Linked DNA regions of Mus musculus: region 1 is linked to region 2. The links are chromatin loops, found by intact Hi-C in ENCODE. Cell type or tissue: heart. All regions are shown on one strand. Each heading gives the region's core, and the rest is flanking DNA. Links, peaks and the distances in the headings are about the cores only.

Region 1 (10,375 bases), core at 2,194-7,193, 62 kb after region 2:
CGTGCCTTTAGAGTGTCTGCAGAGAGCAGAGCGTGGGAACGTGCATGCGGATGAGGCTGTGGCCAAGATGACAAGCACGCTGTGCAGTGTGCAGGGGAGGGCCTCAAGCTGAAGTTTGGAGCTGTCTCTTTAACTCCACCAGTGTCCTGGCATGCGCTCCTTGCGTTACTCAGTCAGGCAGTCTTCAGCCTGCCCCTCTGCCAGGTTAGACTTTACAGGTGGATGACAGACGTGTGTGTGCGTGTGCGTGTGTGTGTGTGTGTGCATGTGTGTGCGTGTGCACGTGTGTGTATATATGTGTGTGCACAACTGAAGCACCTGGTTTATTGTCAGGATTGTGCCCAAGCCTAGCAGTGGGTAGAGCCTGGCAAGGGTACAGCCATTCCTGGCTGCTTCCACAGTTCGACATTAACCATGAAGACCTCATGAAGCCCCTGGTGGCTTCCCCACCTCCCTTGCCTTGACCTCCTCCTCAGTTCCCCAGCAATGACCCTGCCCTTCCACTAGACCCTCCGGAGCCTTGCTGCATCGCTCATTGGCTTGCTAAGACCCCAGGCAGGCTAATTGCCTTTGCCATTCATTGTCTTCCAGATTAATGACTTCTTGTGTGTGTGGATGCCCACAGAGTCCTCTGTGGATAGCTCTGTGGACTTCACTATGACTTCTTTCCTTTCTCGCCACCTTCTCTCTGAGCACCATGTCTGACTTTTTTTTTTTTTTTTAAGGAATCATTTTAAGGTATGTGCTAAACGAGAAGTACTGCCCTATCAGAGGATACATACTAGGCACATTGCATAAGAGCCGTTTTTGCAGACGTGGTTTAAAATATGTAAATTTTTGAGAAGCTAGACAGGATGAGTGCCAACACAGATGTTGAAGGGAAGATACACACACACACACACACAAATCTTGCCCAAGGAGACTCAGAGCCTTCCTGGGAAGGGAGAGCCATCCATAACTGCAGGGGTCAGGGTCAAGGCCCCTCTTTGGTGCCACTAAACCTCCTCCCTCTCGGGTCTCAGTTCTTCAGCCCAGCTTGCTCATACAGTCTGGCTTGGCCCTTGGAGGCCACATGAGAACTCCGGGCTGGGGGGGGGGGGTTGGGGGGAGGGACTGGGCTAATTGGCTGATTTTGATGCATGCTCAGGTCTAAAAGACCACTGTGGACCAGGAAGTTTACGCTTTCAGTTATCTAAGTGACAGAGCCCATTCAGCAAATCTCAGCTCTAAGCTAATGGGGTGATCTATAACAACAGCCTGAACCCCACCTGGGATGATCCTTCCTGGCTCTGCCTAAAGAAGCCTCCTAAGACAAAACCTGAGCTGACTGAGCTAAAAGTTGTCTTGCACACCTAGTGGAAAGCCTTCGGGCTAAAAACAGACCGTACACTTTTAAATGGAAGGCAGCCGAGAGAGAATATACGATCCAGACTGCATGCGGCCCGCAAAGCTTAGCTTATATACTGCCTGGCCCTCTGTGGGGAAAACAAAAACAAAAACAAAACCACATCAAGTTGTCTAACCGCTGGTACACCTGTGGATTCATCTTGCTTCGCACCTCACTTGGTCATTTCCTCAAGAGCAGTCAATCGCTTTTGTTCCCCATCCAGTACCAAGTACATAAGATGAGGAAAGCCTGGATGAGTGGGCGTGAGTGGGCTAATTGGATGGTTCATGAAAGAGTCAGCTCTCGGCGCCCCTCCCCACATGCGAAAGGAGTGATTTCCTCCCCTCTAAGCGGATGGGGGAACATCAGGAAGTTCATACTAACACAATTTTCTCTTTTCTTTATTTAGTAAAACCAGTTTGGGCTTGTCCCACACCTTAAAAAACAAATAGCATTATTAGCCTTTAAAACATCCTTATATGGCAGAGCTATAAACTGCAGGAGTATACAGCTTGTTCAGGTGGATTCCTGGTGTCCAGAAAAGTGTCTTTGACAGCAGGCTGCAGGCATGGCCTGGGGGACACTCCCCTGGGATGTGCACCTGCCTGGCCCACAGCTCTGCTCAGACAGCTCCACGGGGAAGAAAGCAGCCTCACGGGGAACTGTCTGTCCGGGGAGCTGTCTGTCCACTTTCCGCTTCCTAACCACCCCAGTCTCTCTGCCTTTTCTTCCCAGAGACTCAGTCCAAACTAGCTACTTGCTGTTTATAAGTATGAAAAAGGAAGTAGGGTATAGAGTTGTAGTTGACAGATAACAGTGAAATATTGATTCTACCCCAGTGGGTCCATTCTCCTGCAGATAGTAGGGAGCACATAGGAGTCCAGGAAGCTGGAGGTAAACTGGTGGTCTGGGTAAAGCCAACAATGACGCTAAGGGAAGAAAGGCTGGTAGTCACAGTAGACCACAGGCTTCCTGGACATGCAGGAACATTAACTGCGGTTAAACACTATAACTTGAGGCAGATGAGTACAAAGAGGCCTGAGAGCTGGATTTACAAATTGTGAACTATTTATTTGCTTAATTTTTAAAGAGTTACTTTAAGAAAGAAGAATGTAAATATTTGGGGGTTTTGTGTATTTTACTTCCATATGTCTGCGCATTGTGTGTGTGCCTGGTCTCCATAGAAGCCAGAAGATGGTGTCCGACCCTCTGGAGCTGGTGTTATGGTGGTAGTGAGCTGCCATGTGGGTGCCAGGAACAGAAACCAGGTCCTCTGGAAGAACCTACAGTGCTCTTATCTGCTGCGCCATCTCCCCAGCCCCTATTTTAACCTTTGAGACAGACTCTTGTGTATCACAGGGTGGCAATGAACTCTCTGTAGCCACGACAGTTCATGTGGTTCTGGGGGCTTGGACTCAGAGGTTTCTGCACATTAGGCAAGCACTGTACCAACTGAACCACATCCTCTGCCCTTTGGGATCACTTTCAGGGCTGTGATTAACTGGCATGAGAAGCGGCTGGGGCAAAGCAGAGCAGGAGAAAGCCCCTTCGGAGGGCTGAGCCCTCTGCTAATGGACTGAGCCAATGTAAGAGGAGGCTGGGAGGAGAGAGTGGAAGAGGGAAGCTCAGATTTCCAGCTATTTGTAGTGTGATGTGCAGTAGTTTTCAGGCAGTCGCCTTGATAGTTTTCAGGCAGTCGCCTTGAGTGCTGATAACCCAACCACCACATGAGAAGTAGCCTGCAAAGAACGTTCCGGGAGCAGCCTCACTCTGGGCATCTGAAAGACAGCTGGCACAGAGTGTGGGAGAGTTGGAAGCATGAATGAGTGACTAGCTTCCAGTCTCACACTTCTCTCAGACCACATATGTTCATGAGAAAATGCGTGACACGTGTGTCACATGCACACACGCATGCACGTACACACATATGCACACCTGCACACACATACACTCAGTCTTATATGCCTTCAGTTTAGGGAGAGATCATTTGTTCATACTTTCTCTCTTTCCTCTCCTCCTCCTCCTCTTCTCCTTCTCCCTCTCCCTCTCCCTCCTCCTCCCCCTCCCCCTCGCCCTCCCCCTCCCCCTCCCTCTCTCTCCTTTATAAGAAAATTCCTAGGCTTTGAGGGTCTGGTAAAAAGTTCATGTCCAAGCCAGCCCGGAGAGCATCAAATTACACGCACCTCATTCGGGCTGTTCTGGAATGCTCTGCTTTGTAGCTGGATCTGGGGCTGGTGCTATTCTCTCTGGGAACTTGTTCCCTGTCTCTAACCACTGCTCCACAGCAGCACAGAGAAGCCGAGGCAGGGGAAAGGGGGTGGGGATGCTTCAACTAAGTGTGTGTTTGTGCTGCGCCTGGGGCTCTGTGTTTAGCTCACCTTTTCTTTGGATTTTCCGGGTAACTCTTCGTCAGTGTTATTAGCATCATTTTACAGATAAGGAAAGAGCCCATAGAGAGGGGTTGGGTGACCTGTCCACAGCATCCCCACTGGGACAGTAGCAAGAATCCAACAGCCTTCTCAGACTAAGCTCCTCCTCTTTTCTTACATGGCATACTGACTCTCTGACTCCATGCCCAGAGTGTGTGGAGATTCAGGAAAGAAAGGCCGCCTCTGTCCCTTCCCTCCAAAGCACTGCTGGGCAGCTTTTATTTTATTATTATTTTGCTTTTGAATTCAGTTACAGCAAGGGTCATGTGGACGGCTCTGTGACCAGCTTTCTATGTATTGTGTGAGAATACTTAGGAACAGAGAGAGCCAGCAAATATTACACGCTCCCTACTCTTTCTCCAAGTGTAGTTTGGGGGTGGGGGAGAGCAGGCAGCACCTGGGAGAGCTGGCACTGACTGGCCTGGCCTGGCCTGACCTTGCTGGGATGATTCTCCTGAGACTGCTGTTATTAGACAGAAGGCTGTAGGAGCCCAGTTCATAAGCACCAGCTGGCCCATGCTGTAGCAAGCACAGGAGAGCCTGCATCTGGTATGTGAACTAAGTTCAAATACAACACGAGCTTTTCCTGACTCTGTGGCCTCGGGGAAGTCCTCCTCTGTTTTCTTGTGAGAACGGTGATAGAGTGACCCCTCTGCCTGGCAGGAGGACCAAATGAGATCACGCATAGTACAGCTCCTGTCTCTAAGCAAGTGGCTAGAGCTGTTTCCTTCACTATGCCAGTCCCAGAATGGTGGCCTCCTACCCAGGAGCAATCCCTCACATCTGCATGCGTGGCTTTAGAGGTGCCCATTTATCCCTGCAGTGTGTCTGTCCAGAGGATCTGTTCCCAGCCCTGACCCTGCCATCTCCTCCTAGTGTTGGAAAGGGCTAAGCTTTACAGTCTTACAGGATCTGAGGTAGAACCCCCGTGGCCATAGGACAGCAGGGTACCCCAACATAGTCCCTGGTGTTTGCCTTTCTAGAGTCAGCAAACTTGTCAGCTCCCCCCCCCCCCAAGAACTACAAAATGTCAGGTGACCCTGTAGGCCACTTGAGACTGAGCCGTGGTCCAGGGATAGGTATGACAGGAAGAGAAAGGAGGGCTTCTCAAAAATGTCCACACTAACGTGCGAGCCCTGGAACGGTTGTTCTGCAAGCCTGGCAATGGGGTGCTTCTCGATCCCTGTCCCACTTAGGCTTGTGGGAACACAGCAGGGGCAGGCTAGCCTGTCTGGGCTAACCTGCTCCAAGCCAGACCAAAGCCAAGTTGGAATGCAGATCATGCAGGTTCTAGAAATACTAGGAGTGTGTGTGTGTGTGTGTGTGTGTGTGTGTTCATATATGTACATATGTGTATATGTGTGTGCATACACATGTTTGTATACTTTATAGGGAGATTCAATACAGAGAGAATCTTACAGTGATCTTTTATAGCATTAGCTACTAAGATGTCTATGTGCCAAAAATGTACAACTCTACTAGGCTACTTAAAAAGAAAGAATTAACTGGGGCTGGAAAGATGACTCAGCAATTGAGAGCACTGACTGCTCTTCCAGAGGAAGATTCCCAGCATTCATGTGGTGGCTCACAACAGTTCAGTTCTAGGGGATCTTATGCCTTCTTCTGGCCTCTGGGGACCAGGCATGCAAGTTGTGCAGAGACATATGTAGACAAAACACCCATACTCATTTTTTTAAATTGACTCTAGCCAGACATGGTGGTGCACAGATTTGTAATTGTAGCCACTCCAGAGACTGGGGAGGGTGGTTGTAAGCTCAAGTCCTGCTGGAGCTACAGAGTGAGCATAAGGCCAGCCTGGAGAGACTGTCTCAAAAAGCAAAGGTAGAACTGAGAACAGAGCTCAGTGGTCTTGCATCATCCTGGTCTGTGCAAGGCTCGGGACTCAGTGCACAGGCCAGGCTGCTCTCCAAACCTTATACTCTTGGGGTGCAGTGGTGTATGCCTTTGAGCAGAGGCAGATGGCACTCTCTGTCTCTCTCTGTCTCTCTCTGTCTCTCTGTCTCTGTGTGTGTGTGTGTCTCTCTCTCTCTCTGAGTTTAAGACCAGCTTGATCTAGAGACCAAGTCCCAGGTCAACTGTGCTACATAATGAGACCTTGTCTCAAAGCATATATGTACTCATTCAAGCAAATGTGGTGTCTTGCTGCTACCCTATCTGTTTTGCAAAACCGGACAATGAGTGAGAAAGAGCTCGACTTGGCACGAGCGCATGTATGTGCACTCCGCCCTTTTCACACTCACTCCCTGATCTCAACCCTCCCCCTTTCTGAACTCATACTGTACTGAATTCTTGTCAATTTTGTTTAAAAATGTTTCCTTAGGCCTACGCGTCCTGGTTCATCTTGGCAGAGTCTGTGTGAGGTAGGAGGTAGGACATTATCATCTCTGCTGGTGCTGATGCTTCAAGCCCAGCTAATTAATGGTGCAGCCTGGGCTGGAGGCCAGGCTGCCTGAGCAGGATCTCCCGTGTGTGCCTTGCACAGTAACTGGGTCTTTACAGCCATCACATCAACACCTCTTTCCTGTCTGTCTCCTTACTCCTTCCCCAAGTCAAACTTTATATGTAATGGCCTTGTTCATTGAGCCTGAATCAGGACCACCAACTTGAGTAAATGTGTCCATGCTGTCTCAAGGTTTCAAAGGCGTCACGATCACAGAATAGTGTCACGGGTGCTTTGGTGTCTCTGAGAGCTCTCTTGAGGAGTGAGATGTATCAGCAGGACTTCAGGTCTATTCTTCACACAGCCAACGCCACTGTTGCTAGCCATTCACAGTGTCCAGTGTAAATGAAAATACCAGTCACCACCTGCTGGGAAAGTCAGCTGGCCTCTTGGCAGATCAAAGATAGGGAGGGCTAAGGAGATGGCCTAACAGGTAAGAGCACTTGCCACCAAGCCTGGTGACCTGAGTTCAGTGACCAAAACCCACATAATAAAAGGAGAAAACCAACTCCAACAAGTTGTCCTCTGACTCTACAGTGTGCATGTGAGTGCACACATGCACACACACACACATACACACACACACACACGTGCACACGCACACTGAGTAAATGTGACAAAGGATGGATGAAGACAAATGTGACAAAGGCTGGGCTCTAGGAAGAACAGACATGTTCCTGGCTGGCACAGGAAAAGCCGATTCTGCTAGGGAGGTGGGACATAGGGAGTGGCCTCAGTGAAGGGTAATGGGAGACAGAACGCTGGACCATGCAGCATGGGACAGATGGGGCAGATGCCTTGGGAATGTCTCTGAGAGCAGCCAGCTCTGTGCCCCTTTGCATAGCTGCTCTTCCATTTCTATCAGGGGAGACACTCCATTTGTTAAGTCTCTTCTCTCAGTCCCCTAACTTAGCACTTTTGAGGCACTTCATGTGGACCATCTCAGGCACATGGCCATTCCTCTTTCATCTCTTAGAGGTCTGAGAGTGGCCTTCTGACAGCGGCTTTCAGCCTTCGGTGCATCAGAAACCCTGCATGGCTGGTCATGACACAGTTGCTGAGCCCCAGTCTTGGAATCTCTGCTTCTCTGGGTCTGAAGTGGGGCCTGAGAGCTGACAGTCTTGGGAACCCTCCTGAGGCCACATGTTGGGACCCCCTGATGTGACCCACAGGGCCCTTACATTGGCGAGACTGAGTTATGTCTCTGCAATTTTCCTACAAGCTTCATCTGACCTCGTTTGGCTCATGAGAGTTAGATGTAGGCAGTACACTTTAATACTTTCTAGGGCTGCCGTGACCAACAAGGTTGTCTGAAACTGAAGAGAACTTTGTTCCTCTGAGTCCTTCTGGCCTCTCTGGTTTGCTGCTTGGCTTACAGCAATGTTCACCAGTCCTTGCCTCTTTTCACTCCTCACATCCACTAAAGACCTCAGGGAGACTGGCCCACCTCAGAACCATGAGACTGAAGCTTCCTGAGCCAAGACAAACCCCGCCCTCACACCTTACTCCCCAGCCCAGCCCAGAAGGGGTAAGATCAAATCTTTCTCTTTCTTCTGCGAATGCTTGTCAACAAATCAGCACCAGGTTGGAGCATAAACGCTCGGTAGAATCTGCCTTTTCTATGGTACCAAGAAATATCAGGCCTCAGCAGGAAAAGGCTGCTGATGTGAGCGCACGCTCTTGTGTTTTGCTATGAGGTCATTGTCTGGCTTGCTAGAGCAGTGGTCTGCTCTAGCTATGCCTCTGACACTTCTGTCTTGTTGCCTTTCCTTAATATACTTGGTTTACTTTCTTTGATTACCTACATACACCCCCGCCATGTGTGTATGTGTTCCTGTGTGTGTGTGTGGGGGGGGGGGGGGGTATGAGTGCATGTGTATAGGCGCATGCATGTGCATGGAGTCCAGAGGTCACTGTCAGGTGTCTTCCTCTATTGCTTATCCACTTGATTTTTTTAAGACAGGGCTTCATACTGAGCTGGGAGCTTGCTGAGTTGACTAGACTAGCTGGCCAGCAAGCCCGGGCGGGGATCCTGCCCTCTCTGCACCCTGCCACCCAGTGCTGGGGTTCCAGGTGCATGGTGAGCCGTCCAGCTTTTTAGGTCCTTAGGGATCAAGTTCAGGCCCTTGAGCTTGCTGGGCACGCATTCCATCCGCTGAGCCATCTCCCTGTTCTCTTTACCTTGATCTAGGTTTGTAAGAGACACGGCAGGCACAGAGGGAGGTCAGGAGGGAGGTTTGAGCTGCCCAGTGCCTCCGTACCTTCACAGTGCTGCCGGAGCTCTGCGAAGGATGGGGGTGTAGGGATTCACCCTGCAACCTGGAGGTGGAAGGGGGTCTCCCCTAGCTCCCTCAGTCTAGAGAACTGAATTTTCAATCATTGTCTCCCCCCTCGAAGAGAGAGGCACCCAGGAGGAACCCTTCATGCTGCCTTTTCAGACTCTACACAGAGGCCAATATGCTGGTACCAGGAGCAGCCATTGTGGGGGGGGGGGGCCCTAGACCTCTCTCTTCCTGTCAAGCCCTGATCCCATTAGAAAGCCTCATCCCGCTGGACCTGCGGTCTCTGGTGAGGGTTTAAGAGCTGTTTTCACTATCTTCCCCCTCTGCCTCCCTGGAACACCATCACAGCCATAATCCACAGCAAATGGATTTCCCTGACCCTGGGGACAAAGGCCTAGTGTTTCCTAGACTTGGCGGCTCCTGAAAGGACAGAACCATCAGCATTTCTCCAGCTGCCGGGTCTCAAGCCCTGTAGGCCTCAGAGACCTGTAATAAGATCGCTATCCAAGCCAGTTCCAGTCAGCACATCGCTCAAAGTGGTCCCTTGTGGTTGGGAGGGAGGCCTGACTGAAACAGGAACGGCAGCTTTGGAGCTCAGCCTCACACAGAACCACACAGTGAGTTGGAACCAGAGAAAAACATATTTCTAGTTCTGGCTGTCAGCCATTAGTGAGACTTGGCTGTGGTTCACAGTGGGAGTCCACAGGGGTGGGTGGCCTTGGGACGGAATAAGGCAGTCATTAGAAGGAAGAGAAAGGGGAATGAGACTAGGAAGAGGAAATTGAGGAGGAGTGGATAAATGTTTAAAGCATGGGCGCTGTGAAATGTACAGATTCATATTTCTCATGTGGCAGGCAGGCCCTAACGAGAGTCCACAGACAGGCACGTTAGTAGCCCTAGCTAAAACTCCAGGAGGCCTCCTTTGCTTCCCACCCACCCCAAGCTTTGAGGCAGAAGGAACGTGTGAGGAGGGAGAGATGGAAGCTTTGCCACACAAACTGTAGAAGCAGAAGTTGAATGCTGCCGGAGTGTTCCACGCTCTTTGCATGAGGAGACCAACTCACTTCTGGTTTCCCCTCAGGATGAGTCCCAGCCCTCTGGCTGGGTAAGTCCAGTTAGCCCTGGCTGCTGGGCATCCCTCCCATGGTCCTAGAAGAGTCAAAGCCATGTTACCTTGAATAAATCATTCTTTTCCTCAGAAACTAGGCCTTGGTTTTTGTCTAGGAAAAACAAGGGAGTTTGTGGTAATGTCTGATTTCTGGAACTGTTTGATGGGTACATATGTGTAATATCGTGTATGTATAAATGATGTAGAAGGATGGTTTTGTACAAATATTTGATAAACAGTAATTAGAGGATTCAGCCGAGTAATCTCCATTACTTTGCTCTGGTATGTTCTGACAGGGACTGGGCCCAGTGTCACTGCAACAGTGGGCCAGGTCAACACACCTGGCTTTGGACTGCCAGTTTTGTGATGCCCTTAGATAAATTAGATAGCTCCTCCCCATCTGTCTCTGTCTATATCTATATTTTGAAACAATCTTACTACTCTATAGTCCAAGCTAACTCAAACTCATCATTTAACACTTTACTCACAGTAATCCTTCTGCCTCAGAACACTTGGCTTAGATAATTTCTTATTGACAAAATGGGACATTAATAACTACTCTCACAGTAGTCATGAGTATACCCAAAGCATCTACTGTCGAGTAAACAGGCAGTGGTACTGAGCCATCTCTACGGGTAGACTAGAGACCACAGGTAAAAGCTATGATGAAACCATGAGTAGTTTATGTTCTAAAAAGAGGCAGAAACT
Region 2 (10,375 bases), core at 2,723-7,722:
CCTGTGAACTGAACTGTTGGTTTTCAGACAACACAAATAGGAGTTGCTCCAAAGAACCCTCTCCCGTATCCTTTCTTTTCCACTACCCCTGGTGGGTGGTGGGCTAAGAGGGAGGTTAAAGTGTTTAAGAACCATCATTAAAAATAAGGGTTGAAACAAATTAGAGTTACACTGCTTCCTGCAGGTTGTGTGTTCTGGTTTCCCTGTAAGAGGTTGAATGAGAAGGGAAGCCGCTGGGATATGTCTTCTGAAGGGCTCCAGCCAGTCTAAGCATGGCAAACGTTCTGCCAGGCCTTGCCCTTCTCTCTCCCATCCCCTCTGCCTTGCTGAAGACTATTAGATTACGTTCCTAAAGCTACTCACCAAGGTCTAGTTCCTTATTTAGACACTTTCGTCTTCTACAAATGACTGCCAGGGTCCAGCTATTAAAGTATTGAAGTCCAGCAATCAAAAACCCCCTGTGACTCACTCAAATTAGCATTTCCAGTCAAAACTAAACACCTCACCCTAGCACAGGATTTCCCCCTTTACCTTTATAAATCTTAATTTACCCGTGTGCCATACTTGAATCCTCTCTATCCAGAAGCAGTCCTTTGTCCCCTCTCAGGACAATTACCCTTACCCCTCTCCCTTGCCCCCTACTTTGTCCCCTCTCCTTTGTTCCCTTCCCCTTCTCCCTCATCCTCTGTCTCCTGTCTTTGACCTTTATCCCTGACCTCTGTCTGTCTGGGGCAAATCAATCTCCTTTGTGCTGAGAACTTGGTCTTGGGGTATCTTGAGCTGACTTCCAGGTTCCCTACATCTTCCCCCTCCTTCTCTGCTTTGGTGGAATTTCTAGCTACATCTGAAACTGGCCATGGCTCCAAATCTCCCATGGCAAATCTTAGTGCCAGCTTCCCTGGCTCTGAACTCTGAACTGCAGCCATGCTAGCACTTCCCTTGGTCCCTGCCTCTGGATACAATAGCTAAGCCTTCGATCACAGCCATCCCAAGTGGAAATTTCTGGATATGTCATGTGATGCAGATTCACATGGTGTTTTGCTAAGACAGACTCATGCAAGACCTGTGGGAGGACACATGATGTTTGGAAAGAGTATAAATAGGACTCAATGCACAGTGACCGCATTCTTGTGAAGCTAGCTGTGCAACGCTTCACTGGTCTCAAGCCTTTGTCTTTGCTGATCTTTGCTTTGTTGAGAAAGTCATGGCTGAGAACTTCTGGCACCCCAGCTGGTCCTGGTCACTCCTGCTGACTGTTGCCAATTTGGTGGAGACCTGGTGGTTTCTGCTGGATCATGCCACCACTGCTGATTTGATATCCTGACACTATTGAAGTGGACTGCTGGATTCCATGGACTGGAATCATCCCAAGGAGCTACTTCTACACAGACCCACATCCCCTTGTCCTACTTACCATCTTTTCTCTCCTACCTTTTGACAGTGGGCTGGGGGGAGGGCAGATGGAAGTATTTGAGAATCCTTATTAAAAGTAGGTTAAAAAAAAAGAGTTAGAATATGAGTTTGTCAAGTGTAGTTAGAAACATCCACACCAACTCCAGTTCCTCAGGTCTCATGATTCACACTGTGATGAAGCAATGACCCCTGGGCCTCAGAGCCCCGCCTGATATGGGCACATCCATCCTTCTGAGTGACTAGAAGCTCGAATAATAAGATGTTTTCACAAAAATATTCTTAACCCACTAGAGCACAGAGCTGAAAGCTGGGTTTTCACCATCTTTGGCCCCAGCAGGCCCTGAGAACCAATTCTTAGACTCACCCTTACTTCCTCAGCCTGTTGTCAACAGCTATTTCTCCCACAATTTCTTCTCTGCCATCACTGTTCTGGGTATGCCTGTCTGCTGCAGACTCTGGCTCAGGCTGATGAAAGCAAAAAGGAAACTTTAAAAAAAAATGGATTTGGGTTAACTTCTGAAATCTTTGGGGACAAAGAGAACCCAACTTCATGGCCACACAGCCAAAATCAGTCCCATGAGGAAAACCATTTCTGCTGCTGTGGTTAGCGACTTGCCCAGTCTCCCAGACACACGGGGCCTGCTGCCAGAAAAGCCAGATAGAGTTGTCTTTTGTTCCACCAGTGAATTACCAATGGCAGAGTCTACTCTTGAAGGTCTTGCCTTACAATTCAGGGTGTGCCAAATACTAGTCCATGGTTCTCACTCTAGCTCAAGAGGAGTAGAGAAGGCAGGACCCTGTCACTTTCTTCTCTTCTAGAAATGATCAGACCCTACCTCTCTACATCTCTAGGGTTGGGGGAGTCCTCCCCCCATGAAAAACACAAGAAGACCGAGATGGTTATATCAAAGGAATGGTTGATACTCACTACTAACTAGCCTGTGTGAACTCTCTTGACTTCTGGGTCCTTGCCTGGAGCATGTGGTTAGAGAGAACGTTCTTCTGGACACTTGGCATTTCCTTCCTTCCATGTAAAAGAACCTCCTTCAGTGTGACCCTCCTTCAGTGTGACCCTCTTTCAGTGTGACCCTCCTTCAGTGTGACCCTCTTTCAGTGTGACCCTCCTTCAGTGTGACCCTCCTTCAGTGTGACCCTCCTTCAGTGTGACCCTCCTTCAGTGTGACCCTCCTTCAGTGTGACCCTCTTTCAGTGTGACCCTCTTTCAGTGTGACCCTCTTTCAGTGTGACCCTCTTTCAGTGTGACCCTCCTGGCTTGCTTTCCCCTTCCCTTTTCAGGGAGGAAGTGGGACTTACATTAGTGACCAGTTTGAGGAAACAGTGGGAATGTCTCCTCTGCCTTCCTCTTTCCTTTCCTTTTGGGAATATACACCTTAATCTGCTGCTCTGTGCCCTGGTTCTGTCAAGAATGACCTGTAAATGGAAAAATCAATCTATCTCCTTCACTTTCTTCTGCCAGATGGAAACTGGTCCCTGGCTGCAATAGCATAAAGTCCGTGTGTCTGTGGTTCAAGTCATCAGGTCCACTCTGTCAGCATCTGATATTTCACTCGACTAGCTGGGGATGGGAAAGGAGCCACCTCAATTCTCTCCCTTTGTTAGTATGACATAGCTAAACGTGATGTCGCAGTCTTTGCCCTTGTGCAGCCCACAGGCTAGTGGGAGAGCGAGGTGTGAAAGATTGTTAGAATCCAGGTCCACCTTTGACTGCCCATGCTACAAATGCAGAGAATTCACTTAACTCAAAACTGGGGCTGAAGATGGCTCGGTGGTCACGAGCTCTTGCTGTTCTTGCAGAGACCTGTGCTTAGTTCCCAGCACCACATCAAGTGAGAGCCAAAGTTACACTTTAAGTTATAATTGCTCTGCCTGAGAGATCCATAAAACAAAAATGCCTCAGGCCTGTAAGCCCCTTGCCCAAGGACAGATACTTCCTGAAGTGCTGGGGGCTCCTGTTTATGAGAGAGAACAATCCACGTCTCTGCTCCCTTAAACAAGTGTGTTGGAGCCAACTGCACCAGATGTGCTTGATCGCGTGGAGGCGGGTGGCACGTGAGCAGGATGTGCTTGATCGCGTGGAGGCAGGTGGCACGTGAGCAGGATGTGCTTGATCGCGTGGAGGCGGGTGGCACGTGAGCAGGATGTGCTTGATCGCGTGGAGGCGGGTGGCACGTGAGCAGGATGTGCTTGATCGCGTGGAGGCGGGTGGCACGTGAGCAGGATGTGCTTGATCGCGTGGAGGCGGGTGGTACGTGAGCAGGAAGTACATCAGGGGACACGCACACCCGACTGGACCTGGTGGGGAGTGCGTAGCCTCATGGACGCTCCTTTATAAACCTCAGCAAAACGTGGGGATCCCAGGATGGACCTGGCCGGAGTCCATCATCCCGGCTAGTATTTAATTAAAGCTTCTTCAAATTTGGATCAAAAATTATAGTAGTAGTCTTATTCTTGACCATTGGGATTAATATTGGTAGTTCACAACCATCAGAAACTCCAGTTCCAGGAGACCCAGCACCCTCTTCTGACCTCCAAAGGCACCAGGTACATATGTGGTGTATATACATACTTGTCAGTAAAACACTTATATGCATAATATAAAATAAAGCAAAATGAAATAAATCTTTAAAAAGTAAAGAACTCAATACTGTAACCATAGCCCGTTACCTTTCTTGTGATAAGAAAAAAAATAGGAGAGGGAGAGAAAAGAGAAGAGAATCAGAAAAAAGAGGAGAGAAGATGAAAAGAGAGGCGGGGAGGAGAGGGGAGGGGAGGGGAAGAACAAGAGTATGTTAGATGGGAAGGGTACATTGGTGGCAACAAGCAGCCTTTTGCCTCTCACTGTAGGAACTTAAGCTCTCAGAGCCCAGAAGGCTCCCCCCAACCACCACCACCCTGAGAAGAGTGGGATCTGCAGCCAAGTAGAAAGGAAGGAAATACCAGGATGAGATCGCCTCGGGTCCCCTTTCTTGTGGGAGATGGGAGATGAATTTGCTTTATCCTGATGTCACCAGTACAGGGAGGACTGGGGCGGGGAAGACAGTGTTTGATAGGAAAGTCTTTGTGATACCTGCCCATGCCTCGGACCCTTCCCTGGAGACCTCTTCAAAGATCTCAGAGACTTACAGACTGTGTGTCAAACAGCCTGCTAAGCCTTTGAATCACAGAGCCAGAAGTGTTTTAAATTCCAGACTCCCCCCCCTCTTTAACCAGCCAGCGTTCCTTTTATTCATAAACATTTGTCAAGACCATGTTATCTGTATTCCCCTCTTTTCCACTGCCCCCTACCCTACCCCACTCCCACCATGTTGGGGATGAAAATGGGGACCTGTTAGCTTCTCTCTTAAACCCCAGGACCCAGTTCCTGTGAGCACATGCCCTTCCCCCTCCCTAGCCTCCAGATGAAGACCTACTGCCCACCGAAGTCCAGTGACCTCCACAGACCCTAAGAGAGTTTCTTTCTCTGCAGAAGACCAGAAATCTTGGTTATCACTTCGCTATTTGGGCTTCCAGGGGATGGCTGTGGTTGGACGATGGAATCCCTTCTTATTTTCAGCTTCCTGTTCCCAATGCCTTCACTAGCAAACTCTTAAACAACCCAAAGAAAGGGGAGTTTTCGCTTCCTGATAGTTCGGACATCACTAGGATAGATAGACAAGTCTTAAGCTGAAATAGCTCAGTTGGGAGAGGATTAGACAGAAGACAGAGGAGTCCAGATAAGTGCCATAGATTTGCAGAAGGCTGCTCTGGGAAATCCCCGCCCCCCAGGCCCCCATGAATAGGACTCCAGAGCAGAGATTTGGGCAGACCAGTGGGAGGCAATAGCATCCATCCTGTGAAGAAATGAAAGAGCCCAGCTAAGCATTTCTGAATAAGGGGGTGTTTTGTTGTTGTGTTTTGTCTTGTTTTGTTTGGGTTTTTTTTTTTTTTTGATATCTAGAAACAGAAATAAATAATGACTTCCCTAGCAGTACTAGCTGGGGGAAGCAGGACTATCAGGCAGGGGTGGGAGTGTCGGGGAGGTGTGTACTAGTGGGCCCACGTCTGCCCTGTACTTACAGCAGGGTGACTGAGCAGGTAGGAAAAGGTGTTACTGAGATGCTTGTGCCCTCTCTTCAGCTTTAGACTGTTGGCACGAGGGGCCCCAAGCAACTGACATTTCCCCTGGGATCTCAAGCTGGGAGAGTCGAAAGGCTGAAGCTCATGTCTCAGGAAGAGACTTCATAGAGTTCTGGGAAATTGTCAGAGCATCCTTGGGAGGCAGACTGAAGTGGATATAATGCTGGCTCCATGCCTGGCAGCCACCCTTCGACCAGCTCTGCTCAGACATGTAACCTCTTGCCATCTCTCTAGACCTAAGTCAGAACTTTGAAGGTGTGGGGGTCACCGGACCTCTTTATTGGTTCCTTTTCTCAATGTGTTGGTTGCTTGCAGAGGACCTGGGTTTGGTTCTCAGCACTCACATCAGGAGGCTCACAGCTGCCTGTGACTCCAGCTCCAGGGTTTCCAGATGCCCTCTTGTGCACAAACTCACACATAAACATAAACATAAACACACACACACACACACACACAAATAAAATAAAATGTAGTACACTGACTAATTCTCAATTTTGTACATTTTGCTAGCACTTAGCACTATTCAATTTGACCTATTATTTAATTTAATTTTAATTAACCTATTTAATTGACCTATTATTAAGGACAAGTAGGCCAGACTCTAACCCTAACAACTTCAACAACAGCAATCGATTCACCTCTTCTCTTCCCCTCCACATCTCTTATTTCAGCTTCAACTTTGCACTCTTCTGGCCCGTCATCTCAGCTTCTCTGCCTCATGGTTGCCTGTTCTCACTACCCCCGCAAGGAAGCGCAAGTTGAACTCAAACCCAAGGCTGGATTTGGAGGCTGTAAAAGCCCCACCCTTCCTCATTCTGGTCCCACTTAGGGTCTGTATTAGCCAGGGTTTTACTACTGTGAACAGACACGATGACCAAGACAAGTCTTATAAAAAACAACATTTAATTGGGGCTGGCTTACAGGTTCAGAGGTTCCGTCCATTATCATCAAGGTGGGAACATGGCAGTATCCAGGCAGGCATGGCGCAGGCAGAGCTGAGAGTTCTACGTCTTCATCCAAAGGCTGCTAGTGGAAGACTGACTTCCAGGCACCTAGAGTGAGAGTATTAAGCTCACACCCACAGTGACAAACCTACTTTAAACAGGTCACACCTATTCCAACAAGGCCACATCTCCAAATGGTGCCACTCCCTGGTCCAAGAATATACAAACCATCACAGGGTCCATTCACCTATCACCACCCAATACGCTTGCTTGAGGTTCCTCCTCTTCTAGAAACAGGTTCTGATGTCCTTCCCTCCGCCCATGGGATCCACTGTAGGTGCTCACTGGAAGAGACATGACCACTACCATCCTCCTTTCTTGGTACCTTCTAGAAAGTCCCTTTCTGTATAATGAGCTTGCTAGAATATTCTTCCTGGGGGGTCATAGGATTCTACATAGTTTTAGGGAAAGAGGCAAATACCCTTCTTTCATCGTCCCAAAGGCCAGCAAACGGGGGTTACACCTGTTCTGAGCAACATAGTCGGCACCAAGGCAAAGGCAGAAGCGACCTCAGAAAGCGTGTGATAGGTGGGGTAAACATGGAGGTGGAAGAAGGGATCCAGAGCCCCCTGGGTTTTCCTGACAGCTGTCAACACTTCCCTGTAATGTGTTAGCAGTCACCCTTCCAGCTCACAACCTTCGAGACCCCAGGAATCCAGGCCTCTTCTAGGTTGCCTTCCACTGGGCCTTCTGAGAGTCTTACAGGCCCATCAGTTTTCTGATATTGCTTCCTTACTTCCATCTTCCCTGAAGTGAGTCTGCCCTCAAGTCCTCCTCTCCCCAGACTGCTTCTCATCATCTCAACATAAGCAAAATCCCCAGCAAGCTCCAGCCTGCTAGTTGATTTGGTCAGCTTGACACAAATGTAGACATATCTGGGAAGTCTTCACTGATAGAATGCCTCCATATTATTAGCCTTTAAACAAGTCTGTGAGGCATTTTTATTTTCAATTAATGATTGGTATGCATGGTGCCATCCCTGGGCATACGGTCCTGAGTTGCATAAGAAAGCAGGCAGAGCAAGCCCCAAGGAGCAAGCCAGTAAGCAGCACTCCTCCATGGCCTCTGCGTCCCTTCCTGCCTCCAGGCTCCTGCCGTGAGGCTCCTGCTGACTTTCCTTCATGATAGGCTGTGAGGTTCAAGATGGAATAAACCATCATCCAAGAGCTGGCCTTGGTCTCCTGTGTCATTACAGCAGTAGAAAGGAAGCTAAGAGCAGGATTCCCTTCCCTTTTCTCCCTGGGTCACCTTATAGTCTCCAGGCTCTTAGCATCTATTTGCCTATGGCTTCTTCCCTCCCACTGGGCACCAGGCTCTTAAGCAACCACCTATGTGCCATCTTCACTTTAGAGGTGGGGTATTAAGCAAGCAATCTAGACTTAATTAGCTAAAAATAAACTTCTAGTTTCCAGCCTGCTCCATTCTACGCATTCTCAGTGTCTCTGCCTCTTTTATGGTAGCAATGGGAGGCAGACCCACAGCCTTGCACATGCTGGGTTAATATACTACCACAGAGCTATACCCCAGCCCCGTGGGTCTCCAGCTAAGGAAACTTGAGTGTGCAGTATAACTCGGTCTACAAAGTTCTTTAACCCACGAACCTGAAAGCCACTCCTGATTGCTCCTTCATTTATCCCCAGAAGCCAGCCCTGGCGAGGTCACCCGGGAAACCTTCCAAAACCCGCTCTCTACTCCCCATCTCCACCACCATACTTCTAGATACTGTGGCCATCACCTTCCACATAGACCTTGGCTGTGTTCTCCGGATTCTCTCTGATCTCCTGCCGGTCTCCTACAACCCACTTTCCGCACAGAATGGAGAGTAATCTTTGAATGATACATGTGTCATCATGCTGTTCTGCTTACAGACTTCCACAGCTCCCCAACACACTGAGAATAAAAGTGCATCCCCTGCTGTGACCTGAGCTAGCCCAGCTTAGCTCCTCCTACACCATCTTCCTCTCCCTCTCTCAAGCCACACTTGACCTTCTCTGTGTTCCTTTGTCTGCCTATTGCTCTGTAGGTGTGTGGGGGTGGAGGGTAGGTGTTGGAGCATGTGACCTTCATGGGCACTGGCTGTTTTGCTGATGTGTCTTCTTGTGTGCACAGACATGTGCGCATATCTACTGTTAATGCTGTAAAATTCCTGGCTTTGTATATTGGCCACTGCTTTAGAGACATTTTGGCCAGAGACAAAACAGTTCTCCAGGGTCATGGGGAGGTTCGGTTCTCCCATTCTACTTTCTTAGCAGACAGCAGGACTTTGAACCTAAAACCAAACCAAACACTTTGAAGTCTTGCCACCGGCGAAAAGACCATAACGTGGTCCCCGCACTAATGTGAAAATGCAAGAGTTCAATGCCAAATCGTCATGTGATGTGAAGAGGGGCATGTTACATAAGAGAAGCTAGTTGCTAAGGCAACAGCACACACACAACTTTTAAGAAACTTTTAGCTTTCAGACACGTGAGGAGAGGCAGGGAACATGGTTCAGTAGTTAATGACCCTGGAGAACTGTTTTGTCTCTGGCCAAAAAGTCTCTAAAGCAGTGGCCAATACACAAAGCCAGGAATTTTTACAGCATTGACAGTAGATATGCGCACATGTCTGTGCACACAAGAAATGAAAGAAGAGGGCACCGAACTCTCTTGAGCTGCAGTTATAAGCGTCTATGATGAATGTGCGGGGAACCAAACTCGGTCTCTGAATATTCTTAGCCCCTGAGCCATCACTCCCACCCCCTACTTCTATGTCGTATGTGTGGCTGTAAAATTCATGGCTTTGTGTATGGGCCACCCAGCTTCTTTGGAATGTAAAGGCAGTCAGGCAGACTTCAAGTGGCATAGTTTTACAGATTCCACCTGGTAGGGTCTGGCTTCTAGTTTCTTCCCTTTTACAGATGGACAACCTCAGTGAGCTGCTAATGAGTAGAACACAGCCCAGTGTGCACTGACCTCAAAGGCTACTAGCCCACCACCCACCTCTCACTCTGAGGACACCTACCCGAGGGACCTGGTAATTACATAAAAGTCCAGGCTACAATGAAAGGCTACCTCTAGGGTTTGGCTCAGCCCCAGCTAAGCTCCGCCTCCAGACTTGCAAATCCCAGGGCCTTCAGATGATCACGGCTGTCCCCACAACACTAAATGGAGTTGGGAGGAGTTATTCCTGCCAAGCTCTCCCCAAACTGTAGGTCTGTGAGCACCGTGAATGTTGTTTGGGGTTGCCACAGCTATGCAGTCACAGAGAGTTGGAGTACTGGCAACTGGAAGACATGTTTGAACACTGGAAAGCCATCTACAGACATGCACCGGCAGACACAGCCAGCTCCTTACCCAGCAATACAGCTGAACTTTCCTGAAGCGAGATCTGGTAGCTCGTGTCCATGATCACAGAGCTGGGGAGACTGAGGCAGGAATTTCACAAGCTTCAGGCTATCCTATCTTTAAAGGGGGTGGGGGAGCCCCAGAAATGGATGTCATTTCAGGCCAGGTTATGAGGATATCTTGCAGAAACTATAATCCAGCCCAGACCACCCTCAAGCCCATTCTTTGATCAAGTCTTGTATACTTGCTACCACCCACAGATCTATAACAGTGTCCAGACGTGCCTCTGCTCTCCCTTCTCCTTCCCAAAACACAGGAGCTTGTTTTTATACTCTGATCTAAATAGGGTCCAAGAGACTCCTATGGGAAGAACTCATTTGCCTAAAAGCTTGAGATTGGAGGCTACTCCGCAGGAGCAGACAGGGCATGGTGACTTTGTGCAAAGACACCTGAGAAGATGGAAGAGAGAGAGAGAAAGAACAGATGCTATTGCCA

What was found. A loop is a pair of places that touch in the nucleus more often than their neighbours do. Peaks named below come from ENCODE experiments on the same cell type or tissue, not always from the same donor. Only the 100,000 strongest peaks of a DNase experiment are listed, where the experiment ranks them.
Region 1: it touches region 2 in a loop (2.2-fold over the local background); 2 of 42 quality-filtered maps call a loop at or near these places.

Annotation. Positions count from the first base shown.
Region 1 is chr4:128,689,141-128,699,515 of GRCm38, forward strand. All of the region lies in intron 1 of Phc2 (polyhomeotic 2), which reads left to right. Among named protein-coding and RNA genes, the nearest start is that of Gm33712, 33 kb to the right of the region's middle. In heart, for the core only: no CTCF peak of the experiment used is centred there; a DNase peak (open chromatin) is centred at 4,278; H3K27ac peaks cover 1,437 bases.
Region 2 is chr4:128,626,766-128,637,140 of GRCm38, forward strand. No RefSeq gene overlaps it. Among named protein-coding and RNA genes, the nearest start is that of Gm12958, 5.4 kb to the right of the region's middle. In heart, for the core only: no CTCF peak of the experiment used is centred there; no DNase peak of the experiment used is centred there.